Linked DNA regions of Homo sapiens: all the other regions are linked to region 1. Evidence: read pairs that join two places in POLR2A ChIA-PET (ENCODE). Cell type or tissue: MCF 10A. All regions are shown on one strand. Links, peaks and the distances in the headings refer to the core of each region. The heading gives the core; the rest is flanking DNA. Region 1 has its middle 22 kb from the start of LINC00426. Region 2 has its middle 17 kb from the start of LINC00365. Region 3 has its middle 12 kb from the start of LINC00384.

Region 1 (10,191 bases), core at 3,445-8,444:
GGGGCTGTCTGCCTTGAATTAGAGTTATTTGTGTACCTGTGCCTGGTAGCCTCCCCACGACTTGACGATTTGAGCGTCTGAGTGACAGGGCCATCTTTTTCATTTTTCTATTCCTCGGAGCACCCTGCTCAATATTTTACATTTAGGTACTCAATGTGTGGTTTGAATTGAATTGAATGCAACAACTGGGATTTAGATTTGCTGGATGAACCACTACCCTGTGTACCCTCAAAAATACACGAACTTGGGTAAGTTTCACAACTAGGCTGGAGTGGTTGTCAACAGTGAGCCCATGAAAAGGGCTACACACAGCCTGAAATTTTCTAGATAGTCTTGGATCAAAGTAGCCTATCTTGTTCTCTGAGTATATGTACACTTTTTTTTTTTTTGAGACCGAGTCTCGCTCTGTGGCACGATCTTGGCTCACTGCAACCTCCGCCTCCTGGATTCAAGTGATTCTCCTGCCTCAGCCTCCTGAGTAGCTAGGACTACAGGCGCCCGCCACCATGCCTGGCTAATGTTTGTATTTTTAGTAGAGACAGGGTTTCACCATGTTAACCAGGATGGTCTCCATCTCTTGACCTTGTGATCCACCCACCTCAGCCTCCCAAAGTGTTGGGATTACAGGCATGAGCCACTGCACCCAACAAATTTTACACCAGAGGTTTCTAATTTGGGACTTGGAAAGTTAATGGCTATATCTGTGGCACATCAGTATAACAATAATGACAATAATAATGGTAGCCAATAAACATTTGTCAAGTGCCAAGCGCAGAGTTAAGTAAGCGCTCTTTCCTGTAGCCTGACAATTACATGAGGCACTAGGTAGAGAAGTTAGGTGGTATCTTTATTTGTGGCTTTACCATTCATATGTTTTTCCTAATGACTTTTTGGACTCTGACCTGAGGCTCTTCATTGCAGGCTCAGCCCAGGTCTGACTTGGTTGAAGCAGGAGACAAGTTTGCTGGAAAGCTGAAGGAGAACTCTCCCACATCTGATCTGCTTTTGGGTTTATGGGTTGATCAGAGTTTTACTCACAGCAACTGTCAGCTGTTAATAAAGACAACAATTTGATCCCATCCTAACCACCAGCTTAACTTCTTCCAAGGAGGCCTGTGGTTTTTCCAAATGAGGGTTTTCTTTCTTTTCTAGCAACTCAAAATACCCTGTTTATTTATTTTGTTTTATTTATTTGTATTTTATTTTTACCTTGCATTCAAGCTAACAAGTTATGGATCCTATTTACTTAGAGTTATTTAGTACATGCTTTATATAAGTGTGAAATATTCTTGACCGGGCGTGGTGGCTCACGCCTGTAATCCCAGCACTTTGGGAGGCTGAGGTGGGCAGATCACCTGAGATCAGGAGTTTGAGACCAGCCTGGTCAACATGGTGACACCCCATCTCTACTAAAAATACAAAAAAATTAGCTGGGCGTAGTGGTGTGCACCTGTCATCCCAGCTACTCAGGAGGCTGAGGCAGGAGAATCACTTGAACTCTGGAGGCGGAGGTTGCAGTGAGCCAAGATCACACCACTGTAAGCCACCCTGGGCAACAAGAGTGAAAACTCCGTCTCAAAAGAAAAAAAACGTTTGGAATATTCTTTATGGTTTCTTGTAACATGCCCTATTCTATTGTATGTTGTCATAAAATCAAGGCAGAGAACATCTGAAACTTGCTGTCTCATTTTCTCCTATCATGCTTCCTGGGACCTTTTTCCTTCATATCCCATCAAGCCCAGCTCCTGTGCTAATACTCCATCTAGAATTTCCCATAACCTACTGCAAAATCTGTTTCTTAATAGGTGAGGCCAGGCGTGGTGGCTCATGCCTGTAATCCCAACACTTTGGGAGACCAATGTGGGAGGATCACTTGAGCCCAGGAGTTCAAGACCAGCCTGGGCAACATAGAGAGAATCTGTCTCTTTTCCATCGAGGCCATCAGTTACTGTCTTCTAAAGAGAAGGCAAGCCCATTCTCCAGCCCAGGACAGAAAATTGCAGTGATGGATTCACTCATTCCACAAATATTGATTGAATGTTTTCTCTGCAGGGCACGATTGCAGGTGTCAGGGATGCAAGAGTGATTAAGAGAGAGGGGGCCCTGCCCTCATGGAGCCTCACTCCAGAGGGGTAAGTCACCTCCAAGAGGCCAAGCCCTGGGGCCTGATGGGGCTGGGAGAGTGGGGGTAGTAGGGTATTACTCTGATGGGGCTGGGAGAGTGGGGACAGTGGGGCATTACCCGCATGGCTACAATGACCAAGGGCCCTTCTCTCCTGGCCACTAAGGACTAATTAATTTAGCAGCACATGCTTCAGAAACAAGAGTTGAACCTTTGTTGGGAGATACGGGTGGGATCTTGTTTCTTAGGGACCTTGTAAGTCGGCACCGAGGAGTTCTCCCCCTCCAGCCCTGTTTCTGATCCTGCACCAAGAGAAGGCTTTGTGTAGAGGCCACTTCGCTGCTGTCAGCATGACTAAAAACACAGCACAGCTACTCTGGAGTGATCACTCTGTGAACTTTGATCAAAACATTGCACTATTCCAGCATGAGCGCCAGCACCTTCCCCTTCCCTGTTTCCCCATAGCCAGTCTCAGAGGACACTCCGGAGACTCTGGCAGGTAATGCCCAAAAGGCCAGCCTGTCCAAAGTGCCAGAGGGCCGAGGGACAGTTGTGGGGAACCTTCCAAAGAACAGCATGCCAATACTGCTTATGTGCCTCATGAGAGAGGTGTAGGGCCTCTCCTGCTTTGACAGGGCCTAACGTGGGTCTGTGACTGAACAGAGAGCAAAAGCGTGCCCTGAAATTGGCAGAGCCTCTGCTATCCTGAGTCAGCGCTGGCCAGGAGGTCAGGAAGGGGGAGACTGAGAGAAAGGATACAGCTAGCATATTCTTAGTGAAATCTTGGCTGGATTTTGACAGACATTCAATGGCTTCTCTTCCCTCTAGACGTGTAGCCCACACCAAAGGAAAAGGAAGATGGTGAGCTGAAACAGAAGTCAGAAATGCAGGCAAGATATGTCTGCTGGCTAAGGATGGTATTTTATAAAAGCAGCATTGTCTCAGAGAAGGTCCTTGACATACATGTCTGGTGAGCAATGCAGATATCAGAACTTAGGCCCCCAAAAGTGGCCCTATGGCCATCCCTAACCTTGACCTATGCATTGGAAAGAGGGGCACAGTTCATGATGGAGGAAGGGACAGCACAGTCTCTGACCCCAAAACTTAGGATGAGGGTATACTGTATTTTTTTTTTTTTTTGAGACGGAGTCTCACTTTGTCACCCAGGCTGGAGTGCAGTGGTGCAATCTCAGCTCACTGCAACCTCCGCCTCCCGGGTTCAAGTGATTCTCCTGCCTCAGCCTCCCAAGTAGCTGGGACTACGGTGTGCACCACCACACCCGGCTATTTTTTTTTTTATTTTTTTATTTTTAGTAGAGATGGTGTTTCACTATGTTGGCCAGGCTGGTCTCGAACTCCTGACCTCAGGTGATCAGTCTGCCTCGGCTTCCCAAAGTGCTGGGATTATAGGCGTGAGCCACCACGCCCGGCCATATACCATATTTTGAACTAAATTTCTCCCAGCCTATCTCAACAACACTTGCCATAGTTCCTTGTTTTCCTGAGAGAGATAGTAACGGCCATCTTCCCTCTGTAGAAGGAGAGCCTAAGGCAGAAACAAGGTACCATGTCCAGCATTAGTGAGTCTTTAGAAAATCAAAGAATAAAATTTATGTCTTTTTCAAGCTCACCTCTTACAAAGACCTGAACCACCAACAGGGTCAGAATGGCACAGCCTCAGCCAGACGTGGTGGCTCATGCCTATAATCCCAGCACTTTGGGAGTCTCAGGTGGGATTGCTTGAGCCCAGGAGTTTCAGACCAGCCTAGGCAAGATGGTGAGATCCATCTCTACAAATTATTTTTTATTTTTTTGCCAAGTATGATGGCATACACCTGTAGCCCCAGCTACTCGGGGAGAGGCTGAGGTGGGTGGATTCCTTGAGCCCAGGAGTTCGAGGTGACAGTGAGCTTTGATTTCACCGCTGCACTCCAGCCTGAGCTACAAAGGGAGACCCATCTCTAGAAAAAACAAATGGCACAGCCTCTATGGAAAGCGGTACGGTGGGTCCTCGAAAAAATTAAACAGAATTACCATATATCCACCAATCCTACTTTTGGATATTTATCCAAAGTAACTGAAAGCATGACTTCTATTGAAAGGAATTGAAAGGAAATAATTGAAAGGAACTCATGCAGATAATTGTATACCCAGGTTCACAGCAGCATCCTTCACAATGGCCAAAAGATAGAAGCAACCCGAGTGTCCATGGATGGATGAATAGATAAAATGTGGTATACATACAATGGAATATTATCCAGCCTTAAAAAAGGAAGGATATTCTGACATATGCTTCAACATGGATGAATCTTTAAGACATTATGTTAAGTGAAATAAGTCAGTCACATAAGGACAAATACTATGTGACTCTAGTTATATGAGTGTCTAGAGACAACAGCAGAATGGTGGTTACCAGCGGGTAGGGGAATGGAAAATGGAGAGTTAATGTTTAATTGGTCCTAGGCTTAGTACCTGCATGACGAAATAATCTGTACAACAAACCCCTGTGACATGAGTTTGCCGGTGTAACAAACCTGCACATGTACCCCTGAACCTAAAATAAAAGTTAAAAAAAAAAAAAAAAGAAAGAAAGAAAAGTGCCCTTTGCGGTTCCACACAGAGGCGCCAGCCTTGGGCTGAGAGAACTCACTGGTTTGATGGTTATTGGATCGCTCATTAGAGATAACCAAAGCTATTGTTCCTCCCTGATCTTGCCTCTGTAGTTGAGTCATCACCCTTAGAGGCAGAAGAAAGCAAATTATAGCAGGGCTTCTTCAGCATTGGGGTGGGGAAAGTATTAAAACATGCATGGTAAAGATGTCACCTTCTTGGTCGTGGAAAAGCCCTCCTGGGGTAAATCTGCATATATTTGCATATATATATGCACGCATACATCCTAACCTGAAGGGAACATCCAGCTCTTCTCACCTACAAAAAGATGAATCCTTCTGATGTCTCTTTTACAGGGTATGTGGACAATAAAAATTTAACTATTAATGTTGTAGAAATCTAAGGGAAAAAAATCGCAAAATGAACGTGCCATTTAAATTTTAAATTTAAAAACGTCATTTTTAGTGTAAATTCTTTATAGGTAGATAAGAGCATATCTTGAAGACTTTTTAGGAAGGGAGAAGGGGAAATAGTAAAAGGTAACGTCAATCCTAAATCTTTATTTGAAAAGGAGACTGGATCTGTTTTTTTCTCTAACATCAATCCTAAATCTTTATTTGAAAAGGAGACTGGATCTGTTTTTTTCTCTAACATCAATCCTAAATCTTTATTTGAAAAGGAGACTGGATCTGTTTTTTTCTCTAACATCAATCCTAAATCTTTATTTGAAAAGGAGACTGGATGTTTTTTTCTCTAACGTCAATCCTAAATCTTTATTTGAAAAGGAGACTGGATTTGTTTTTTTTTCTCTAATTGTGTGCTGGGCAGTAGTTCTACCTTACTGTACCAAGGGGACTAACAGGGTTTGGAGAAACTAGGCTTCATCTTTTTCCAGGATCATCAGACACTTTCCAGGGGGAAAATGGACTTTCACTTTGGAAAATATAAAATCGTGTTTGTTTTACCTTACGAAACAACTGGAGCCTCTGGAAGACGAGGCTGTACGGTGCGTTGTGTAACCCGCCTGGGGAATCACGTTGCACAGACAAGTCCCACAGGCTTTTACTGCAATAATAAGCTTGATCTTCTTATTCAAATACAAGTAACAACCACAGCCGGCTCCAAGTCACGTGTCCAGGTCACATGGCACACAGACGCAGAAGCCGACTGGCAATCATTAGCCAATGCTTACTACCAGGAAGAAAATCCTGGCATTAAAGACACGAACTCAGTTTTTATAAAACAACCAGGACTGCAAGAGAAGGCATTTGATGTGGGGGTAGGGTGTCATTCTTGTTAAGTGCTTTCCAAGGAAAGGAAAAGAGCCAACACACACTCCCTCCTTTCGCTCTTCTCCCAGAACTTTCCAAACTTGCCCAGCGTAGCCGCCTTTTCCAAACCTGGAGGAGTGCTGGGCTGCAGCATCCGCAGCTCAGGTCTGGGAGCGAGAGGGAGGGGCGGGCTGACTTGGCTCTGGGTCCTAGCCCTTGGGAAATGGAGGGCTGAATTCAGAGCTGAATTTAGTAGAAAGCCAAGTTTTCTCTTCCTTATGAAATTAATGCTTCTGGGTCGATGGAGTTTGGGGAGGGGCGAGGGGTGAGAAGAAGCACTGTGAGCTATGGGGTCCGTCTGGACTTTTTGTTAACATGAAAAACAACATCCAGAATGTGGCTTCTTTAAGTTTTTCTGTGGTAAGAACAGAAACTGCAAGGACTCTGCCTACCTGAATGTTTCCTTGTTCAGCCGTTTGAATTTAGAAAGAAGTTCTTTCACTTTCTCTAACTTGTATAGTGTTACTTTGTGCTTCCAAAAACTGCAGTGATCGAACTGAGTTTGTTTAATTTAGTGTGGAAGTGACAATAGTGGGTGTGAATGAAGAGTTTAGAATCTGCTGGAGGGAAGGGGTAAAGTACAGATAAAAGGCTTTAACGGAAAATTGACAGCCTTTTTTTTTTTTTTTTAACAATCTAGGCGTGTTTTATTTCACAATGCACAGAAAGTGCTTTACCCAAACACTGCAGAACAGACGCAGCCTTAAAAGAAAATCTATTGGTATAGTCAGGATTCTCAATCCTATTTCATTTCGCTCTTTTCAGAAAGAACAACCATACAAAGAATTTCACTGTGTCACTGAAATATAATTATTTCACAAAATTTAGTTAGGAAGTTTGGTTTTCTCCCTCTTCATCTTTTTCTCCATCCTACCCTCTTCAAAAAGCTAAAATACGCCTGTAATCTCAGCACTTTAGGAGGCTGAGATCAGGAGTTCGAGACCAGCCTGGCCAACATGGTGAAGCCCCATCTCTACTAAAAATACAAAAAAAATTATCTGGGCATGGTGGTGTGTGCCTGTAATCCTAGCTACTCGGGAGGCTGAGGCAAGATAATTGCTCAAACCCGGGTGGCAGAGGTTGCAGTGAGCTGAGATTGCGCCACTGCACTCTAGCCTGGGTGACAGAGTGGGACCCCGTCTCAAAAAAAAAAAAAAAAAGCTAAAATAAGAGCATGTGAGCCAAAGGGGTGAATCTAGGTTTCGTAGGTCCTGAAGCTTATGTAATTTGGAAGGAAGAGAATATAAATTCAAACATACAAAATTAGGTATTAAAGTATCACTAAATTTAGAAAAACATATAATTAACTGACTAACATATCTCTAAAATCCTTTCTATCCCACATTTTGGGGCAGATATTCATTGATGGCCTCTTATGTTCCTGAAAGGTGAGAACTTTCATCTTGACCAGTGATCCGTTTAAGTGTACCTACAATTGTACAAGTTTGATGATTGGAAAGCTTTGCCCCAGACTCTTGTAGGACCCTATTTCACATCTTGTTTCCCCCCCTTGCTCTGGGGACATGCACATATCATGATATGATGCTTGAGTCTGAGCCTTTACGACTCCATGCCAGCTAAGTCGGAACGTAGGAATATCCCCAGAAACCTTTTCTAAGCAGTAGCTTGGCTATACGAAAGTGACTGCATCAACCAGGAGCAGTGGCTCGTACCTGTAATCCCAGCACTTTGAGAGACTGAGTTGGGCAGATTGATTGAACCCAGGAGTTTGAGACCAGCCTGGGCAACATGGCCAAACCCAGTCTCTACAAAAAAAATCCAAAAATTAATTGGGTGTGGTGGTATGTGCCTATAGTCCCAGCTACTTGGGAGACTGAGACAGGAGGATTGCTTGCCCCCAGGAGGTCTAGGCTGCAGTGAGCCCTGATCACACCACTGCACTTCAGTCCGGTGATAGAGCGATACCCTGTCTCAAAAGAAAGAAAGAAATTGACTGTATCAGTATATCATAATCAACCCAAAACTAAAGGTAGCTCTAACTTGGGTTCTTTTGCTAGGTCCCCAAAATGCCCATGGCCATTCCAAAGCCACCCAAAAGGAGAGGAAATGTGGCCAAATGGAAGTCAAGGTGGAAAGAGGCAGTGATCTGAAGCAACTAAACATCTTACCATTGCAGAGTTTATAACAGTGAGTGACCATATGCATAGGCTGCTGGGGCCCTGGCTTGAGCCTCCCTGCGGGACGGGTGAAGTGAGAAGCCTGAAGTTTCATTTTCATTAACTTCATGGTAAATCTTCTTCTAGGGACCCCAGGTTCATAATAAGTATTTCAAAAAGTGATTTTCTGGGCTCTAGAAAAGTTGAATATGCTTGTTTAAGGTGAGCTTGCTCTCTGGACATATCGTATGGAATAGGTTGTCAGTGTAAATTCTACTTAATAAAAAGCCTCTATTGGGATCGCAGGACTCAGCCCCAGGAACAGTTCCTCTGTCAGCCAGGCACCCGGGAAAACCATGTGCAAGGAAAGGGAGGAGGGGAGCAGGAGGGACGACTTGGCTCTTGTTCCAGACTAATTTTGTGCACAGCCCCCTATCCAAGCGCTGGATTACACGTATCACACCCTTTGCTTCTCAGGACAGCCCTGCATAGTGACTCTTATTATTTCTCCTGCTCTACAGATGGGAAATGAAGTCTCAGAGAAATTGTTTTCTGCCTACACATGGTGGAAGTATTTCAAAGCTGGAGTTCAAAACCAGGTGTGTCTGCCTCCCCCCAACTCCACTGGTGCCTTCATGGCACAACTCTGACCTTGAACCTTGGGTGAATCAAATGCAGCCCATGCCTTGTGTTCCTTTCCATACTGGAGCTGACTTTATTTGCAGCAGTATGTGGTTATAGCTCCCAGCTCTTTAGCTCTGTTCTTGCAGACCATGATCTCATTGCCTGCTAAAATAATAAGCGAGTGAAGCCAACAGGATTCCCTGACCAGTTTTAAAGTTCCACTCCTCCCCATTGGATGGTAATGATCTTTCCTGACTTTCTCTGCCGATGCCCCCTTGCCCTTACTAATGCCATACTTCACTCTGGGCATGCCCTTCACTCTGGGCATGCCACCCCATTGACTGCCTCTAGACTAGGTCCTATGCCTTTGCCTCACGCGCAGCAGAAAGACTCACCTTGCTGAATCACTCCCTTAGTTTGTCAGGACAGTATTTTGATTTTGGAAAGGCTTATCAGCATGCTGTTTGTCTGGGGGAAAGGAGGCTGTCAGTTCAGGCAATCTGTAGATGTGTTAATTAGCTGGCTGGAAGAAGCCCAAGTGCAAGCATCAGCATCTCCCCTTGCAGAAGAGCTAACCCATCTGATACCATTTCTTGACTGGTGTCCGCCATGCTAGCCATGCTTCATTCCGGGCCGGGCTGTGGACGAGGGCTAACGAGCATTACTGATTTTTTTAGCTCAGAGTTTTTCAACCTCAACACTATTGACATTTTGGGCCAGACTGATGGGTGGGTGGGAGAGCTACCTGTGCATTATAGGATGTTTTGCAACATCCCTGGCTGCTACCAGGTAGCTCCCCTCCCCACTCCCACCTAAGTTGTGATGATCAAAAATAGCCGAATGTCCCCTGCGGGCCAAAATCACTCCTGATTGAGAGCCACTGCTTGAGATCTATCAACAGACTTTGCCATCATCAGCATCCAGTTCTTTAGATTCTTAAAGCAGAGTTGGGAGGTAGCGTGGTTTTTGATATGCTGATAGGAAGGTGACGCAGAGTGGGAGAGTTGTAAACTGGACACAGAGCTAATTCTCTTGGACGACAGTATTGTGAGGAAAAAAGGTAACAATACCTTTGAGTGTAGATGCATACTCATTTCCCCACGGTCAGAGTGAATCTGAGACAGGTGGTGCCTGAAAACTTCAACGTAGTGGTTGAGAGTTCTGTAGTCAGAGACTGGGTTGGAATCCCTACTCCCTAATTAGCCGTGTGACTTTGCACAAGTTACTTTAACTATGCCTCAGTTTCCCTATTTGTAATATGTAATACTAATATCTATATAGTAGAGGTGTTTTAAGAATTACAGCCAGGTGCAGTGGCTCACACCTGTAATCCCAGAACTTTGGGAGGCTGAGGTGGGAGGATTGCCTGAGGTCAGGAGTTTGAGAC
Region 2 (10,191 bases), core at 3,283-8,282, 270 kb after region 1:
TATTTATTTGAGACGGAATCTCACTCTGTCACCCAGGCTGGAGTGCAGTGGCACCATCTCGGCTCACTGCAACCTCCGCCTCCCGGATTCAAGCAATTCTCCTGCCTCAGCCTCTTGAGTAGCTGGGACTACAGCCGCGCGCCACCGCACCCGGCAAATTTTTTGTATTTTTTAGTAGAGATGGGTTTCACCATGTTGCCCGGGTTGGTCTCAAACTCCTGAGCTCAGGCAATCCACCTGCCTAGGCCTCCCAAAGTGCTGGGATTACAGGTTTGAGCCACCGCGCCCGGCCCAGGTGTGGCAGTTCTAAAGGTGGAGGTTACCTCCGTAAATGGTGCCCAGTGATTATTAACGGTGTTTGGCCACTATCAGTTCTGGGTGTCAGAGATGCCTACAGCACACAGGGATTACATTTCTGTTGACTAAAAATCTACACTAGTTTCACAATTGGATTATGAAGTTTGGGTTCTCAGAGAGATACTTTTCCTCCTTTCTTTTCTGGAGTGACACTTTTATCCCACCCTGCTGCAGGGCAGTCCGTGAGCATCGAGGCTTCCTCAGGCCTGTGCCTTACCACCTCCCTGATGTGAATTGGATTTGCTGTCACTACCTTAGCTGGTAGTCTTCAAACTATTCTGACCATGCTTCTCTATGATGAAAAATGTTGGGGCAGGTGTACCCTCATCTACGTATGTTTATTTTAAATTACAAATATGCGGCCGGGTGTAGTGACTCACGCCCAGCACTTTGGGAGGCCGAGGTGGGCAGATTGCTGGAGCTCAGGAGTTCGAGACCAGCCTGGCCAACATGGTGAAACCCTGTCTCTACTAAAAATACAAAAAAAATTAGCTAGGCATGGTTGGCAGGCACCTGTAATCCCAGCTACCTGGGAGGCTGAGTCAGGAGAATTGCTTGAACCCGGGAGGTGGAGGTTGCAGTGAACTGAGATTGTGCCATTGCACTCCAGCCTGGGTGACAGAGGAAAACTCTGTCTCAAAAAAAAAAATTACAAATATGCATACATATGCACACACATATTCTACTGTCCATTTATTTATCACATATTTATGTAACTCAAGCTTTTATTCTTAAACAAAATAATTATGAATAGAATTTTTACTTTCATCTTCCCATATTGGAGTAGATTTACTTGGGCATCTGCTTCGGAGACCCCATGTCCTCAGGGTCTGGGAAGGGTCAAATTGCCCAGCCTCTAGACACCATGATTCCCTTCATCCTGGCATCACCACATCACCATCCTGCTACTCTCACAGGAAGCTACATTTCCCTCAGTTTCCAAGTGTTCATGTCTCGATGACATGAGTGGATTTGCCATCCATTCATTGATTGAGTCATGAGCCCTACAAACATTCATGGGGAGGGTCCTGTTGAAGAAACTTCACATTATGCCCTGAGGTAAAGAGGGGGGAGGTCAGAAGGGTGTATTCGGATGGCCTCTCTGACTTCCTGATGCTAACAGCTTTCTCAGAGGTTATTGTGAGGCCCAACCACTATCATGCTTGGAAAGCTCCCAAGGCGGAGGAGAGGGGCATGTGGTGAGGACTGTGGGAGGGTTATTGCCTCTCCTGCATGCCACTTCCATCTGTCTATGGAATAGCAGTTACAATACCTGCATCTGCACCAATGATGCTTCTGCTGCCTTCCCAAGGATGGTGGAGTGTGAAGTGCTATGACCACCCTCAGCAATGAATGTTCAAGAATCACTCACTGATCACATCATTTATGATTAAGATTTGGACACTGATATATAACAACTATTAGTGATTCTTTGGAAGACTGGTATGCATTTCTAGATTCTATTCACTTAAAGTTTTAAAAGTTTTAAGCAATTGGCTGGGCATGGTGGCTCACGCCTATAATCCCAGCACTTTGGGAGGCTGAGGTGGGTGGATCACCTGAGGTCAGGAGTTGGAAACCAGCCTGGCCAACATGGCAAAACCCCATCTCTACTAAAAATACAAAAATTAGCTGGGCGTGGTGGTGGTTGCCTGTAATCCCAGCTACTCGGGAGGCTGAGGCAGGAGAATGGCGTGAACCCAGGAGGCGGAGGTTGCAGTAACCCGAGATTGTGCCACTGCACTCCAGCCTGGACCACAGAGCGAGACTCCATCTCAAAAAAAAAAAGAGCAAGATGAAACTTCATGAAGACAGACCAACAGCATGGAAAAAAAGGATGACTAGAAAGGAGAAAAGTGAAAACTGCAGGAATAGTCAAACTGCAGAGCCAGATGGGGTTCATCAACCAGCGATATGCACATACAGGTTCTGAGACAGGAAATGTGGGCTGCAAGCATGAGCAGAGCAAGATGGGAGAATCTTACACCTATTCAATCAACACAGTGGTGGTTTGCTAATAATTACACAGACGTTCTGCCAAGCCATACACCCTACCTGCTACAGCTAGTTAGTGTTGCCATTATCATCACTGTTGCAACTGCAACCTTGAGAAGTTCAGGGCCTAGTTGGGAAGACATACCTAACAAGCTGTAAGAGTTCCTTGCCCCCTTGCTGGCCAGCCCAGGGGCCTTTACCATGTTCTCCCCACATCCGTAAATAAACTTCCTCCGCTACACTGTAAAAAAAAAAAAAAAAAGAAAAGAAAAAGAGTTCCTACAAGTTAATTAGTATAACAGATGTCTGAATAATCGACTATGTGATGCATAAAAGAAGTAACTTCTGGGGGTCAGGGAAGATTCTGGAGGGGCAGGGACATTTGAACTGGGCCTTGAAGACTATGTAGGAGTGCATGAGGTAGAGAACAGGAGAAGTGTATTCTGGGTAGGGGAATGGGGAGCAGCATGTGCCAAGACCCAGATCATGGAAGAACTTGGCAGGTGTTGAGGAGTGAAAGATTAGTGTGGAAGGAGATAAGGGAGAGTGTGTGAGTTGGATAGCATATAAAGCTAATGAAGTATGTTACATAAAGTTCATGTGAGCTGGGCTAACACATTCCAACTCTGCTATGTTGACAACAAAGGTCTTTAAGCAGGCAGTAACAGAACTGCCATGCTCACTGGCTAACTTCTGAATTCAGAGTCTCGCTCCCAGGCAAGTGAGCTATTGAGGCTGCCCTGGATGGGTTGGCATCATTTTGGGCCTGGTCTTCAATCATCCATGTTCAGAGACTGACTCTAAAACACCGTGTGATTTCTACTGGGGCAGCCCTGCCGTAATTCTTAGTGCCTCATGGTTTGCTTGGAGGCCCTAAAAGTGCCTAGAGGTTCCATGGGTGACTGAGTCCTCAATCAGATCTCTTGCCCCACTGAAGGAAATGGTCCCTTCTGACCAGTGACTGACCACCTGGCTTCTGGGTAGAGTTCAGTGTTGAGAGAAGGAATGAGTTGGGTCTTCCATTGGGCTTGGCGTTTTGCTGCCATAAATGGAATCCCAGCCTGCAGCAGCATCTGACACTCAGAGGTGACTGAATGCTAAAGGCACTTTGGAGCTCCCAAACCATGTTGGTGCCGGGGAGTGGGAGGAGAGAGAGGCCCCCTCTCTCAGCTTCAGGGGGATCTACGCAGGAAGTAGCCCAATGGAGTAGCGGTTGGAGTCTTCATTTGGAGTAAATCTAGGTTTGACTTCTATCTCAGCCACTTACTAATGAAGTGACCTCACGAGTGATTCATCCTCCTTGTGCCTCAGGTTCTCCTCTGTAAAGCGGAATGGCAATAGCCTTCTTATTAGGTTCTAGTGCAGATTTATTGCAATTTAATGAAATAACATATAAAATGCTTAGCATAGAGACTGGCATCCAGTAGTTAATAAATGGTAGCTGTTACTGACTTATTCAAGATAAGGTCTCTTTAGTGACAACCTCTTTCCTCCTCATGATTCCCAGCCTTCCGCCTGGCTTTGCTTCTCTGTGTGCCTGGCAGCTGGCTGCCACCCCTTTGTCAACTCTGGCTACTCAGCTTTGCTGCCTGGAAAAGATCTGCAAGGCTCCAGCCTCTAATAGGGCTCTGATCTAGCCTCAAAAGCATGAAGTGTCAAGACCTGGTGAACAGCTCTGGAGCTTTGGTGCAGCACAGAAGCTCTCGGGTGCACTGTCGGCCTTTGGCTGGCTGTGGTTTATGGGTTGGGTAGCTTTATAGCTTGTGGCCATGCAGGAAGAGATCTTCACAGCCCTGTTTTGGGAACACCATTAGGAGCTGTGGGACTGATAATGCTGCCTGGAAAAGCAGGGACAGGGAGCCAGGGAGAATCCTCCTCCTGTCGCACCCTCTGGCTGGGCTTAGGAAAATGTCATCCAGAGTGAAAACTTAGGGATAAGCTCAGATGAGATTGTTTCTGGAGGTCATGATCAATAGGGCAGTGTGCAGGCACCTATCTGAGAGCTTGGAGTTAAATCGGTGTGCTCCCCATTGCCTCTTCTAGGCTAGGCCTTTAGTCCACACGTAGGGTAGGACTCATAGAAACACTAGATTCCAGTTCTCTAAGTTCCAGCAGCAGGCGAATAAAGTGGCATTGATACAGGTAGAAGCCACACAAGATCAATCACATTCTGATCAATAAAAAGAGGACTTTCACGAACACCCAACACTCCTCAGAGACGGACAGGCCCCGTGAGGGCTTCTAAGCATCCTAGGCTGGGTGAATTCAAGCACAGAGGGTGGGCAGCTTGCAAAACAGACATGCATTTTTGGGGTTTACACTAATTTGGGCTTTGAAATGCTTCAAACCATGAAAGGCTCTGGTGGAATACATTTAGAGACTGCATTTCTTTGCTCTCACTGTGTGCCTTTGGCCAAACCTTAATATTGCCAGGCCTCAGGTTTCTCACTGTAATAGGAAGGGATTCAACTGGGCGATTTCCACAATTCTTCCAGCTCCCAAATCTATCAATTACATGTAAAGATCTGGGAAAAGAAATAATAGAAAAAAAATACACTTTTTTTTTCTTTTGGGAAAAGGTTTTACCTTTCTTTAAAATTGAAAAAGGAAAAATTTTGGAGAATGCATTTTTGAAATAACTAATAAAATCTTTCAGCTAAGTTATTTGCTTATTATTCCCATCCTTGATTCTTCCAACATTGCTTTTTAAAATAGACAATTAGAATTGTTTTATGTTACCAGTTCCTTCCAATTCCTGAACTCCGGGAACATTCTGTACAATGCAACCCACAGACTCCCAAGCAAGATGCACTTCTATGAGCTTCAGAAGATGTTTTTATTGTTTTGCCCAGGGCCTCCTTTGCTCTGAAGTATCCTTGCCAAGCCTATGAGAATGACTCACATCGGCCAGCACCTTTTATCCATCTACAGTGCTTTTCCAAGCTGCATTTACAAAGCAAACACTTCACTCTCCTTGTGCAATACCTAGGGGTGGGAGAAGTGACTGGAAGCAGAGAACCCTAGAAGTTCAACACACACACACACACACACACACACTCACACCACACACACACAGCTCAGGGCAAAGTGACTCTCCAAAGCAGTTAGGTACCAGCATTAATTTACAGAAGGCAGAAAAACATTCTCCAGAGGACCAAGCTAATGCACTGCTGAAAACTGGACATTAGGATGGAAATGCATGATTTATAGAGTGTCTATTCCGTGCCAGGCACTGCTGGACTTGCTACATATGTGAATGGAGAAGCAGGTGCATTTACTACTTAGGTGGGATGAGTGACGGAAGTCATGCAGATTATGGGTCACTGAATGAGGGGCCTTGGACAAGTTGCCTACGCACTCCATGCCTCCATTTCCTCATCTAGAAGTACAGATAACAATAGTCCCAATGTTATGGGATTGTCATAAGAATTAAATAAGACATGTAAATAACAGTGCAGTGCCTGGCTCAGACTAAGCACTCAATACATGTTAGCACTTCTTGTTATGTTTTCTTATTTAATCTCCGCAAAATCCCTGTAAATTGGCAGTGTTAGATCTATTTTATAGATAAAAATATTGATGCTCAGAAAAGTGGCCTACTTATCCTGGTGGCTCAGGAAGTGAGTGAGCTTAGCCCCAGGTCCTCTCGCTTCCGGGATAGTTTCCGCCTGCAGCCCCAAGGAGGGTCCTCGGCGCCCCAGGAGCAAACAGACCGACTCCGGCCTCTCAGCGCTTTCCACATCTCTTCAGGGGCTTGCACTTTTGTTCTCTCTGCTGAAAGAGTGAACCGACCGTGAATGGCCTTCAGCCACTTCCTCACCAAACCCTGGACTTGGGTCTGTTTCCAAAGATGGTTGCCGTGCATGCAAAACACTCAAGCATCACAAAACCAGACAGAGCTTTAGAGATCCTTTCAAGAATATCCCACGGCTTCTCAAGAGGACAACCGGGGCCCAGAGAAGTGGGCACCCAGGTCACATCTCAGAGCTGGACCAGAATCTGTTCTCCTGACAGCTCCTCCGAGGGTCTTCCTGCGATGCCTCCACACCTCGCACAGGCTGGTGTTCCTTGTTCCCATCTGGTCTTCAGACTTCCGTCTTACTTGTCTTTCCTTCAAAGGCCGTCTCTGTATCTCACCCAGGGAAAGCATTACTGCTTTCAAGGCCCTGGCTGCACACTGTCCATGCGTACATCACCTACTCAGTGCTGGGTGCATGCCAGGCTCCACTCTGTGCCCAAGGAGACCTGTGAGTGCCCAGACAGATGGTTCCCTGCACTCCCAGAGTGAGAGGAGGAGACGATAAACAAGTAAAATATGCAGAGACGTGAAATCACCAGCGGTTTGAACAAGTGCGCTGCACGTGATGCAGAGGCTGGTGTGGTGCCTGGGTGGTGCCCCAGTGGGGACGGGTGGTCAGGTCACCTCTCTGGAGCAGGGCTGTTCCGTCTAAGGTCTAAATCATGAGGTGAGCCATCCTGTTGAGGTGGCAGCAGCTCAACCCAGGCAAAGGGAAGAGCCAGCGCCGGGACGGCAGACCAGAATGAGACCTGGGAGTGCCAGGGGAGAGTAAGGGGCGGGAGGAGAGGGTCGGGCTGGAGGTGGATGTGGCAGGAGGGCTAAGGTGTCCTGAGCTCCCATCAGGGCTGGCCTCTTACTCAGAGAACTGCAGCAGCCACGGTGGGTGCAAAGCAAGGGAAAGACATGGCAGAATTTACTTTTTGAACATAACTAGTGGCTACTGTGGGGAATAGATTTTAGGGGACTTATTAATAAGCTTTGCCATGGGAAGATACGTCCCCAGGTTTACCAAAGCCTACCATGGTTCACATGTGAGTTCTTGCTCACATTTCTGGAGAGCCAAGGGCCCTGCTGTGCTCCAGCTGCCTTCTCTCCCCAGGACCAGGCTGAAGGGGGAGCCCCTGACACAGGTGGAACCAGGGCCCACGAGCCCTGCCACCCGCAACCAAAGCAAGTCCCAAGGCCCAGGCCAAAGTGGATGAGGCTGAGAGGGACAGTCCTTTCAGCAAGAATGAAGGGGTGCATGGCTGCGAACCATGACATGGCCACCCAGGGAGGCAGGCGGGACCCAGGAGCCAGGGAGAACATGGCTGTTCGATGGAGGATGACGGTGGCTTAGGCCCCATGAGGAGCCTGGCGATGGACAGAGGAGAAAGCTCGGAGGATGTTTGAGAAGTCAAGTCAATATATACCGTGTGGAAAGGGCTATCGGGAGAGAGGAGAATCAAGAATAACTTCAGATTTTTGGAATGAGTCATCGAGTGGATGGTGGTGCCACTCACAGAGACAAGGATGGCCAAGGTCAGCTTGGTCATGTCAGTGAAGGCGCTCATGAACCGTCTACATGGAGACCTCCAGGAGGCTGCTGGGCCCCAGAGCTGCAGTTTTGAGGGAATAGGGGAGAGACGACCGACTGCCTGCCTTCGTTCAGGTTTCCTGCCCATCCTCATGTGTCCTTTCAGAGGAGGAGAATTTCTGAACATCTGATGCCATGGAGGTGGAAGGAGCTGGTATTTTTAAAGTAGGAAGTATTAGGAAGTAAAGTTAAAATATTTATGAGTTTTCAAGGTATTTATAGTTGTAGGTTCCTTTGTGAGCTTAGGAGCACACAAGTCAATGAAGGAGGGCTTGTAGGCAGAGGCCGGCCTGGTGTGGGGTGGGCTATTGGAGCCCAAGCACTGTGACGGCTGTCCTTGGCAGGGTGGGAATCAGAGTAGGGAGAGGAGGACGAACCTCCCCAGGGAAGCGGGCCTGATGTGGGTGTCCCCACAGGCAGTGTGAGTGCAGGGTGCGTGGTTGTGGGGATGGGGGTTGGCCACCTACAAGGGGATTGGTCAAATGAAGGGATATATTAAGGTTAATAGGAATCCAGCTTCTCACTGTCAGGGAAAGGAGGAAAACTAGAGTTTCCAGTTGGATTAGAATTGGAGGTATTTGTGGGATCTCACAGTTTTCAATAAATAATGTATTCATCTTCTTGGGCTGCTCTCACAACATACTGCTGATTTAGTGGCTTAAACAACAGATATTTATTTTCTCACAATTATATTAGACACTATAATTTGGTAGTTAAGCCATTTTTAAACTATAACTTGGTAGCTATAGTTTAAAAATACTTCCTCATAAAATAATGATTATAACAAAGAGGAAATGAGTGATCTTCCAGAGAACATGACTGACACCAATCTAATGAGGTGATTAAAGTGAACATTATTAGTAATAGGACAAATCAAAATTTCCTGCCGCCTGATAGGATGCAATGAGAACACAGCATTGCATTTGTGAGATTTCTTCTGAAGATGTCTAACCTGTATGCAATCACAAGGGAACGTCACACAAACCCAATATGAGTGACATTATACTAAATAACTAGCTTGTCATCTTCAAAGTGTGGAGGTCTTGAGAGACAAGAGAAGACTGAGGAACACTTCCAGTCTGAAAGAGACCAAGGAGACAGAGCCTGCTAAGTGATTCAGAACCGGGTCCTTTATCTAGAGTGGGCCAAATGATGAGGCTTGAATGGGGTCCAGGGTTCTAATGCATCAACATTAATTTCCTATGTTGGTGGTGGCACGTGGCTATGTAGATGCAAGTCTTTGTTTGTAGGAAATATGCATGAAAATATTCAGGGGGCTGGTGCAGCAGATCGGCTATGCTGCTTATTCTCAAATGGTCCAGGAGCAAGAAAAGCTCTTTGAACTGAGCTTATAGTTCATGACTTAATAAAAAGTTTAAGACTATTTTATTCATATTTCATAAATCATAAAGCTGAGAGACCTTTCAGTCTAAATCACCTAAATTTTAGAGATGAGAAAACTCAGGCCCAAAGAACTTAAGTGAACTCCCCAAGGTCCCACAGCTAGTTAGTGAGGAAGCCAGCCCTGGTGCCCTTGCTTCCTGTGGGCTGGACCACAGAATGTTCCACTACATGCCCCTGAGGCTAGGGGACACCCAAGAGAAGAGGAATCATGAAAGCAGTTTATCTAGAGCTGGAAGCTCAAATTCATGGATAAAGATATTCAAGCACAGAGAAGCTAGGTAGCTTTACTGGACTTAGTTCCTTTACTGTGTATCTGGTACTACTTACTCTGCCCACATGTAGTCATCCTTTTCACAGGGATCATGCCAACGCTTTGCTAAAAAATGCAATCCTATGTCTAACGAAATTCCTTGACCTGCTAGTTTGGTAGCTGTATACAATTTATTCAAAATGTTGTGTCATATTTAGGTTTATAACCCATAATAGACTCTTCATGGTACCACTTTCTTTACTTCTGCTCATAAGTCATCTACTTAACACTCAGTTCTAGAATTGCCTTGGCAATGGATATAGCACTTGAGTTCTGCTTAGTTTGTTCTTAGAAGCACATGGTTGGGTTCACCACATTCTTCAGTTCATGATGCACTGGATCATTGGCTCCTCAGAGCCCCATCTCATTCATTCATGTGTGCAGGCAGGCATTTATTTTATTGGCCTCCATTCCCCATTTCTTTTCTCCTGTCCCTCACAGGCAACTATTCTAATGTGTTCCCTGTTTGTAGTTATCAGCATGTGTTCTCTCAAAAACAAAGTGTTTAAAGGCACATATCGTTGAAGGCACACAAACATCCTCTAGCTCATCACTTCTCATTTCTTGACTCAACACTATCCTTTCAAAGCTCCGTTCATGTTGCCGCGTGTACATGTCGTCTGTTCCTCCCAACTCTGATAGAGTATTTCAGAGTGTACCTTTTTCACTTGTGCTCCTCCACCTCCATGGATGACACCTACTGCCACAGAAAGAACTGCAGCAAGTCTCTTTGTGCATGGTCCCTTAGGG
Region 3 (10,191 bases), core at 1,738-6,737, 250 kb after region 1:
CACTGCAACCTCAACCTTCCGGGCTCAAGTGATCCCTCCATCTCAGCCTCCTGAGTAAGTGGGACAGTGGGACTACAGGCTTGTGCCACCATGCCCAGCTTTTTTTTTTTTTTTTTTTTTTTTTTTTTTTTTTTTTTTTTTTAGACACGGGGTCTTGCTGTGTTGCAAAGCAGCTCTTGAACTCCTAGGCTCAAGTGATCTTCCTGTCTTGGCCTCCCAAAGTGTTGGGGTTGCAGGCATGAGCCACCATGCCCAGCCTAAAAACAGACTTCTACTGCAAATAAATTGGTACAGCAGCCTTTCCTGAGCCTTAAAGCATTCCAGTTCCCAGAGGGTAGGGGTTCAGCATGATATGAGACACAGTGAGGCCCAGGTGTGGGTGAGTGTCTGTTTCATTCCTTACTTGGTGATAAACACAGTTGAAAGCTTGATGGTTTCTGTTCATATCAAAATGTCCTCGGGTCAAAACAAGAGTAAAGCGAGTGTGTCGGAATGTCCCTGGTAACAAAATGACTGTGTCAAATTGACGAGAATCCTCTTGAGAGAGGCCTAGGGGACAACTGGAGGCCTGAGTCGGAAACAGCCTCTGCCAGGGGGCCGCTCAAATCCATATCCTTCTGCTGCTGCATAGACCAAGCTTGTTCCCTGCGATCTACCTGTTCTCGCTTGAGTCTATAGCCACATTGAGATAAATTGCACAATGGATGCTGATCGGGGGGATGTTTTGAGAGCTGGGTCCATGCCAACAACTCCAGAGTAAACTGAAGGCAGCCAGCTGGGTGGGCACAAGCCTTCGTAAACCAGATCAGCTGTGGCTGCAACAGAGTCTCTAGGGGTCATGAGCAGCCTCATTCATACCAAGGAAAACCTCGGGCCACATCTGGGCAGAGGTTCTCCCCAGACCCCCCACGGCCCCCGTAATGACAAATACTTTTTGTCATTTGTAACTTTCCTTTATTTTCCTGAAATAGATTTTTAAAAAATCCTTATATTACTCTAACATTAATATAAATAGAAACTATAAGGAAAGGAATTGATAATAATACATTCCACTTAAAAAAATATAAAGGCTCAGGCATGTCTAACCAGACAACCTAACAAGGAGCTCAGAAGCTTGGACATACGTGTAAAGTCACTATGAATGGGACCACAAATGCAGACTGAACTTTTCCAATCACAAGTCGGATGCCATGAGCGGAGCCGCTGTTGACATGTATTTCTGAAATTGTGAACAGCTCTTGGGAGGGTTCTGAAATAAACTTGGTAGTTGCACTTCTGAAAATTTCAGTTTATATTTAAACAGTTCAAAAATGCTTCGTGTTTTTATGTAAAATGCAGTTTGTTTCTAAGCTTAGATGATTGTAAACATCAATATCCCAAGGACTCGAGAAAACTCTTCATTGTGTGGGTGGTCCCTCACGTTTCAGGACGTCTAGTGTCCCTGGTGACATTCCTGCATTATGGCTTCTAGAAATGTCTCCTTCCCCAAATGGTAGTTCTGTCCCCGCTGGGAATCAACTTACATGGATGGTGAGTCTTTGCTTCCTAAACCTCAGTCTGGCGAAGAGCTTGGTGCTCGACCTTCATTTCACCTTCTTTTCTTCTTCCTCTTCTTCCTTTTCTCAGAGGGCACCAGCAGCTCTCTGGCTTTCTTGGGGGTGGTCAGCTCTTCACTCATGGTGGTCTCCTCACTTCCCTTCCCTGCTGCAGTGGAGAAGGCTACTTTCTCTTCCAATGACCACTGATTTTTATTTGATTACCAGAAGACAGCAGATCTTGTCTTGAAAATCTTGGACCAGTTCCCCAATGCTGTGCTAGACAACTTGTGAGTGGCACTCCCAGATGTCACAACCAACAATCTCCTGAACACCTTCTCCTTCCAACTCAGCAATTACTGTTAGTTCTACTATCCTTAGGTCTAGCAGTGTAGAAGTGTTCTTCCCCTAATTTCTCTGAAATAGACTAAATAGTGGACATGAAATTTCTGCGTGTATAAGAATGACCTAGAAAGTGTGCATGAATTTCAGATTCTCAGGGCTTGCCCCCAGAGATGTGAATCCAGTGAGTGTGGGAGCCTGCATTTTTAACAAGCAGCTCCAGCCTGCACTTTTTGAGACACTGTCTGGTTCTGCAGATGGGTGTGGAGGTGATAAGGTCTTCATCAAAATAGACTGGGAGGGGTCCACCCCGGTAATTAGGGACTCCAAAGTGGATATCCACTTAGGGTCTTGCACCTTGTCTGGGACACTAATACACATGTATATGGCACGGGGGGTGGTGGAGGTCTGTGGCACAGACTTCTATGCATTCTCCCCTCCTTTTAGAACTTACCTCAGTTTTTTGCTGGGCACAAGACAGTCTGCCTGTATTAAAGACTACATTGTCCAGACTCCCTTTCAGCTAGGCATGGCCATGTGACAGAATTGTGGCCAATGGAATGTAAGCAGAAGTGGTGGCTACAACTTCCAGGAAGTGGAAGTTTAAGAAGAGGGGCTGTGCCCTTTTATTTCCTTTCTCTTTCCTACTTGCAGGAATAGGGTGTAGATACCCTAGGAGACCTCAGGAACAGAAGACACAGAAGATCTGCTGGATGGAAGCAGCCTGGGTCCCTGGCTCTGCAGTCTCCATAACTGCCTGGGATGTACTGACCAACTCCAGCCTTTGAGGGAATATTAGAGAGACAAAGACTTCCATCTTGTTTAAGCCACTGCTATTTTGTTTTGATTTTTTCAGTGACTCATAGTTGAAGCCAAAGTTTCCTAATACTTTGTCTCAGCTGAAAATGAACCAGCGCTCGGCTTAGGATTTAGCTGTCAGGAGAGCTGCCCAAAGGGTCTGAAGTTCCTTCTGGGCAATTGCTTCCCTTAAAGGAAGAACGCGGTCTCTCCCCACCCTGCACCCCATAGGAAGAGTGTCTGTGGCCATCAGTTCCCTGGCCACATTTCTTCTCTGTCCCTGCCTTTCCCACAGTTCACACACCCTAAGATTGAGTCTGGGGTCAGGTGGCTGGGGGTGATGGTGGAGGTCTAGATAAGCAAACCAGGCAGAAGAAAGGGGAGGGGTGTCAGGTGCTTCTGGCATTGGCTCAGGATCTGAAGACTTTGATGCATCAGCGGGGCCCAAGCTTCCGGTGAAAATGGGGTGCCCTTCCCAGATCCAAGGAGGGCCCCAGTGCCCCTGACACTCCCTTGGAGTAGCCTCAGGACAGCAGCCACTGCTTGCCAGGAGCTCACAGCCTCAGGAACACCAGCAACAGCAGGAGCACAGGAGTGGGAGGAGTCCCAGTGGGCAGCTTGGGGTGCTCCTGAGGGCACCTCACACATCCTTAGAGACCCTGAGAAGTAAGCCAGGGAGGCCATTCCAGGCCCTGCAAAACATCAGATGGAGCCGGGGCAGGAGGGACACCCAATCTCAGGGACGTGGCTTGGGGAATGCAGGCCCCTTGAGAAGCCTTGCTGGGTCTGTGTACAAGCTGGTCTGCCAGGCCACATGTGGACACCCCCCTGTGGAGGACGCGCCCCGCCAAGCTCTGCTCCAGCCACCTTCCCCCGCCCACTGCACACTTCCCCGGCCGCTGTCTGGTCTGAAGGACGTGTCTGTTTATAAGAGGCTCTGCTTGCCCTGGAGGTTCAGAGCATGCTTTTCCTTTTCCCTCTGCATGTGCGCACACCTCCGGCAGAAGCAGAGAAAAGGGCTTAATGACTCATGGAGACACATGCTTGGCAGCTTCTTCTGTTTCTTTTCATGTGCCAAACAAGACACCCATGGAAATGGCCCTGTGGTTTTTGAATGGAGGCCCTATAAAATCACAACATCTGATATTCCTGATCTAGGGACTTGCAGGAATCCTGAAGCTGAATTCCAGAGCAAGGTTTCAAAGAAAGCCTGCAGGAAGAGGCAGCTGTGACGGGGCTTGGCAAGCAGGCTGGACTGGTAGCACTTTTGTGGCTCCCTGTCAAGGGCGGTGGGGTTGGATGATGCCCTCTGGGACAGAGTTGAGGGTTGGAGCATTCTCTGAATATTTCAGGAAATCACCGACTGTGACCTCACGGCTCTTTGGCTGTGTGTTTTCATTAAGCTTAACCTGTGTCTGGACTGATGGAGAAACTTGTGGATTCCCCAGCAGAATACTCAGCTGGGGTTTTAGACCACAGGAAGCTATTTTCATGGTTAGAAAAAAAGGATCTGGGGCTGGGTGTTGGTGGCTCATGCTTGTAATCTCAGTACTTTGGGAGGCTGAGGCAGGAGGATCACTTGAAGCTGGAAGTTCAAGACCAGCCTGGGCAACATAGTGAGACCCTGTCTCTACAAAAAATTTTTAAAGATTAGCTGGGCGTGGTAGTGTGCACCTGCAGTCCTAGCTACTTGAGAGACTAAGGCAGGAGGACTGCTTGAGCCCAGGAGGTTGAGGCTGCTGTGAGCTATAATTGAGCCATGGCACTCCAGCCTGGGTGACAGAGCAACACCCTGTCTCTAAAAAAGAAAAAAAAATGCATAGCTGGTACCATCCTCCTGAGCCTTTCCTATCATATGTAGAGATCTCCTGGCAGCCCCTCGTGAGAGCTGTTCTTTCCTCTCAGAACTGTCTTTTCTGGACTAAAATGTCCAGGAGCTGCTTCCAGGTTGCCTGGGATACCAAATGGCTTAATAACCCTGATGAGGCTGAGAGAGTATAAAACGATGATCAAAAGGAGCATCTGCCCTCGAGATGTCCTCTGAGCTTGGCAGAAGATTTCATGTTTGAGCAAGTGAATCATCTGACCTGCGAGCCACCCTCTAAAAGCCAGGGTGTGAAAGAAATCAGGCCAGGTCAGAGAAATCAGGCTGCGGGCAAATGGGGATGCTAATAAAAATAGGAAACGTGACATTCCACTGTACCTGTGCTCTTATTCATAAATCCGAGTGCCTCCAGAACTGTGAGATGTTCAGGTGTTTGGAACACATGGAGCCCCCCCTTTCCGTTCCCCCCACACATGTCCGGTAATTTATCTACACATCTGACTATGCAGACCAAAGGAAAAGACCATCTCGGTCTAGCAATGACAAGGTGCAGAACACCTTACTCAGGCAAAACACCTTCCCTCTCTGGTTCTCAGTCTCTTCAGGTGAAAATGAGGGGGTCTGACTGGCTGTTCTGTGGGTTTCCTTTCAGTTCTCAATGCTTTATGACTCCAAGATTTTTTTCAGATCAATTTCTTGAGACAATCAAATATTGACTAAGGCAGGCGCAATGATAAGCACTGGAGATACACGGTGAATACGACGGTATCCCAGCTTCAGAGCCCAGTGGGTAACACAGGTGCAGAAGTCAATTCTTAGAACCCAGTGAGGTGAAGGAGACCAGAGTGACAGGCAAGTTGCTTATGGGCGCACAGAAGAGGGTGTTCTGCTGAGTGTTCAGGGCAGGACGTGGGTGCTGCGTCTGGAGGGTGGGTAGCAGGCCTCCTGCAGGTGGTCACGAGCTCCGACAGGGGATGGGAAGTGGGGGTCTGCACATTGTTCATTACGAAAGAGGAACGAGGACATTCCAGGACCTGAGGCTGAGTGGTGAGGGACCTTGTGGCACGATCAGATTTGTATTCTCAGGTCATCATGTGGGCAGCGTGGAGGCTGTTTTTTTTTTTTTTTTTTTTTTTTTTTTTTTTTTAAGACGGAGTCTCGCTCTGTTGCCCAGGCTGGAGTGCAGTGGCGCCATCTTGGCTCACTGCAAGCTCCGCCTCCCGGGTTCACGCCATTCTCCTGCCTCAGCCTCCCGAGTAGCTGGGACTACAGGCGGCCGCCACCACACCTGGCAAATTTTTTGTATTTTTAGTAGAGACAGGGTTTCACTGTGTTAGCCAGGATGATCTCGATCTCCTGACCTCGTGATCCGCCTGCCTCGGCCTCCCAAAGTCCTGGGATTACAGGTGTGAACCACCACGCCCGGCCGAGGCTGTTTTGGAGGAAGCAAGACTGAGAGCTTGGAGACCAGATAGCAGATTGTTACTGTAATCCGTGTGGAAGCAAGTAATAGCCTGTGCTAAGGAGGTGACGTAGAAGGAGGTGCGGGAGGAGGATGCAGCTGTGGGAGGAGGTGGGGTCTACAGGGCTTGGGTGGTTGATGGGATCTGGTGAGCGGGTGAAGCGCAGGAGTCAGGATGAGGCCTGGAGTTTAGACGACCAGCTGGACAGCGTAGCCATTGGCCTGGAGAAGGAAGAGAGAGGAAGAGCAGATTCCGGTATTGGGGTGGGTAGCTTACCTGTGCATTTGGGATCTGCTGTGATGAGGGTGACTGGAGGGCGCCCGGGTAAATGGATGTGTCCAACAGAGAGCTCAGGACATGCGCCTGTGCATTGGGAGACCGATGGGACCAAGACACAGACTTGGGGGTTGGCAGCACACAGTAGGCTGCATAGAGATGAAACTGCCTGAGGAAAGTGTGTGGAGGGAGAGGAAGGCACCCCCAGGCTGGGTCCTGGGGGTGTCAAGGTTTGGAGATAAACACTGGAGGTGACAGATACCCTAAACACCCCGACATGATCATCACACAGTCTAGGCATCCATCAAAACAGCACACGTACCCCATAAATACATGCACTTATTGTGTATCAATAAAAAAGATTCGCAGAGCAGAATGAGTAAGGATAGTTAACAAAGGAGACCCTCTCAGCCTAGAGGAGGACGGGGACCCAGGTATGACATGAAACCCAAGGGCCACAGTTGAGAGGGAGAGCGGCCGGACATCAAGCAGCACTGAGAAGATTCGGCAGAAGCAGCGGAATTGAGCGATGGACCAACACCATTCACCACCTCAGAGGGTGGAAGAGAGTCTCTGAGAGGAGGAAAGAGAAGAGAGAGTGCCCATGCTGTCCCCACTTTTTTAAGAGTTAGCAACAGTGTATTGTACATTGTATTTGTTTTTTTTTTCTTTTATTTTAAGTTCTGGGATACATGTGCAAAATGTGCAGGTTTGTTACATAGGTATACATGTGCCCTGGTGGTTTGCTGCACCTTTCAACCCCTCATCTAGGTTTTGAGTCCTGCACGCATTAGGTATTTGTCCTAATGCTTTCCCTCCCCTTGCCCCCCACCCCCCGATAGGCCCTAGTGTGTGATGTTCCCCTCCCTGTGTCCATGTGTTCTGATTGTTCAACTCCCACTTATGAGTGAGAACATACGGTGTTTGGTTTTCTGTTCCTGTGTTAGTTTGCTGAGAATGATGGCTTCCAGCTTCTCCATGTCCCTGCAAAGGACATTATCTCATTCTTTTTTATGGCTGAATAGTATTCCATATGTGCCACATTTTCTTTATCCAGTCTATCGTTGATGGGCATTTGGGTGGGTTCCAAGTCTTTGCTATTGTAAATAGTGCTTCAATAAACATACACGTGCATGTGTCTTTATAGTAGAGTGATTTATCATCCTTTGGGTATGCCATCAGAGTGAACAGGCAACCTACAGAATGGGAGAAAATTTTTGCAGTCCACCCATCTGACAAAAGTCTGGTATCCAGAATCTACAAGGAACTTAAACACATTTACAAGAAAAAAACAAACAACCCCATCAAAAAGTGGGCAAAGGCTATGAACAGACACTTCTCAAAAGAAGACATTTATGCAGCCAATAAACATATGAAAAAAAGCTCATCATCACTGGTCATTAGAGAAATGCAAATCAAAACCACAATGAGATACCATCTCGCTCCAGTCAGAATGGCAATTATTAAAAAGTCAGGAAACAATGGGTGCTGGCAAGGCTCTGGAGAAATAGGAACGCTTTTACACTGTTGATGGGAGTGTAAATTAGTTCAACCATTGTGGAAGATGGTGTGGCGATTCCTCAAGGATCTAGAGCCCATGCCCCTTTGAATAACATGAGCAGCTCTGCAGGAGTGTGGGCCATCAGCCGCGGGCTTATCTGCCCAGCCCATGCACTTCCGCCCTCGCCTGCCACTGTTCTGTAGTCCTGTGAGTTCCCCTGCTCCTAAGAAACTGTGTTTGGGAATGTCACAGATTTCCTCCAGTAGGAAGATGCCACACTTGGCCTCTCTTGACTCGGAAATTCTTGTCTCCCTGAAGTTCTCAAGTCACTCCTAGAGCACCAAGCTTCAAGCTGGCTGTGCTTGGGACAGAGGTCAGGGCGAGCCCAGGCCAACACACCCCAAGTCTCACCTCCCTCCAGTACTCCCCCCACATTCACACAGACTTCATTTTGAAAAAATCTAAGCCTACAGAAAAGTTGAAAGAATGGCACAATGAATATATCCATTGTCTGGATTCATGAATTAACATTTTGCCACATTTGTTCTCTCTCTCCCTTTTCCCTCTTTTTACCCTCCCTCCTCTCTCCACAGAAATACCCCAAGAGGTTCACAGTGACACCTCACCCCATTATCGGTGACGCTAACTTTGATAGCAAGTAATGGCAGCTCAGTCTTCCAGGGGAATGACATCTTTTGCATTTGTAACTGATGAGAAATATGTGGAGTGTTGCTTTAAGGTCACGTGAATCTCCTGTTCCCCAGCACCCTTCAGCAATGCTTTTTGCATCTGATGATCCTGCCTGAGTCATTTATGATGTTGGTGGCTGCAAAATTCAATCCCTTTGCTTTGTTTTGGGCACCACTGTAGATTCGTGGATTTTTTTTTTTTTTTTGAGATGAAGTCTCGCTCTGTCGCCCAGGCTGGAATGCAGTGGCGCAATCTCGGCTCACTGCAACCTCCGCCTCCCAGGTTCAAGCAATTCTTCTGCCTCAGCCTCCTGAGTAGCTGGGATTACAGGCACCTGCCATCACGCCCAGCTAAATTTTGTATTTTTAGTAGAGATGGGGTTTTACCACGTTGGCCAGGCGGTAAACATCCATTTGTGGATGTTTTAAAGTTCAATGTCGTATCATCTATTAACCATCATCACCATTTTAATGGTCATATTGTCTCAAGTTTGGTCAGCAGCCCCTCCAGCTGGCTCTGATGAACTTCTGATGAGTCTCCCTCCATCTCAGCACTTCTCTACTCCCTGGAACAGCAAAATGCTCTATGCCCACCCATTAGTTTTCTTATCCCTAGCCTGGAATTGGCCATTTCTCTAAAAAGCCCTGACATCATGTGGTGGGGAATGTATTTAGAAAACAAAACATGTGTGTTAGTGTGTTTATTGCTATTGGGATGTCACTGCTTCTAGGATCTTCAGTACTTTTTAAAAAATTTTTAAGATGATAACAGCTGAAGCTTATTTCCCGGCTCTGTGCTAGGCTGTCCACAGGCAGCATTTTATTTCAGCCTCACACCAACCCCATGAGGTAGGTGCTGTTATTATCCTCATTCCACATTTGAGCAAACCAAGTTTAAAGAGTGCAGGAGACTCCTGAAATCAGGATCCAAGTCCGAATCCAGAATCCACTCTTCCAACCATAGCCTCCATCTTGAGGACCTGCGATCTGCCTGTCGTGGTGCAAACATTCTTTATCACTAATCTCACAATAATGCTGCCAAGAAATATGCTCCCATTATACAGATGGGGAAGCCTGAGAATCACAGAGGGCACATGCTCTGCCTGAGGTCATCAGCTGGCAGAGCCAGAGCCAGATCGTGAATTCCAGCCAGGGTCTCTGCTTCCCCTCCCCACCCACAGTCCTCACGTTGTGTCCTGCTTGGGTTCTGGGACCAGACTGTTTTGAGGAAAGGTGTCTGAGACGCACCCAAGGCACTCTTGGGCTCTGTCCCTGCCTTGCCAGCTTCTCCTCACCTCCTGGAACCATGGACGAGTTGAGATGAGAGAGAGGGCCAGGAGCAGCCGGCGAGGACACACAGCTGTGCTTGTGGATGGAGCTCTGGTTTCTCTGTGTGCTGGTGGCAGTGGTGGAATTTCCTCAGCTGAGAAGTGCAGACCTGGGAGCAGACATCAGCCACCACCCTGTGTGTGGCTGCTCTGTAGGCCTGAGGTGCCCAGATCAGAGTGGAGAGGACAGGCTTGCTGTGGATTGTGAGGTTGGAGCACAGGGTGCCAGAGGCAACAGACGTGGATTGTAGTCTCATCTCTATCACTTGTTATCTGTAAGATCTTGGGTTAGTTTTTCATGAAAACCTCCAAGCCTCAGTTATCTCATCTGAAAAATGGGGATAACAGTATTTACTTACCCCCCAGGGTCGCTGGGAGGATAAGATAACATGCATGGAGTGGAGGGCCTGATCCACTGTAAGTGTGTGAATTAA

What was found. ChIA-PET counts read pairs that join two places held together with the same protein. Peaks named below come from ENCODE experiments on the same cell type or tissue, not always from the same donor. Only the 100,000 strongest peaks of a DNase experiment are listed, where the experiment ranks them.
Region 2: POLR2A ChIA-PET joins it to region 1 with 6 read pairs; 2 of 35 experiments call an interaction of 5 or more read pairs at or near these places.
Region 3: POLR2A ChIA-PET joins it to region 1 with 7 read pairs; 4 of 35 experiments call an interaction of 5 or more read pairs at or near these places.

What each region holds. Positions count from the first base shown.
Region 1 is chr13:30,391,289-30,401,479 of GRCh38, reverse strand. No RefSeq gene overlaps it. Among named protein-coding and RNA genes, the nearest start is that of LINC00426, 22 kb to the right of the region's middle. In MCF 10A, for the core only: no CTCF peak of the experiment used is centred there; a DNase peak (open chromatin) is centred at 5,819.
Region 2 is chr13:30,120,948-30,131,138 of GRCh38, reverse strand. No RefSeq gene overlaps it. Among named protein-coding and RNA genes, the nearest start is that of LINC00365, 17 kb to the right of the region's middle. In MCF 10A, for the core only: no CTCF peak of the experiment used is centred there; a DNase peak (open chromatin) is centred at 5,288.
Region 3 is chr13:30,136,442-30,146,632 of GRCh38, reverse strand. No RefSeq gene overlaps it. Among named protein-coding and RNA genes, the nearest start is that of LINC00384, 12 kb to the left of the region's middle. RefSeq lists an enhancer at 179-608. In MCF 10A, for the core only: no CTCF peak of the experiment used is centred there; DNase peaks (open chromatin) are centred at 2,782, 3,682 and 4,042.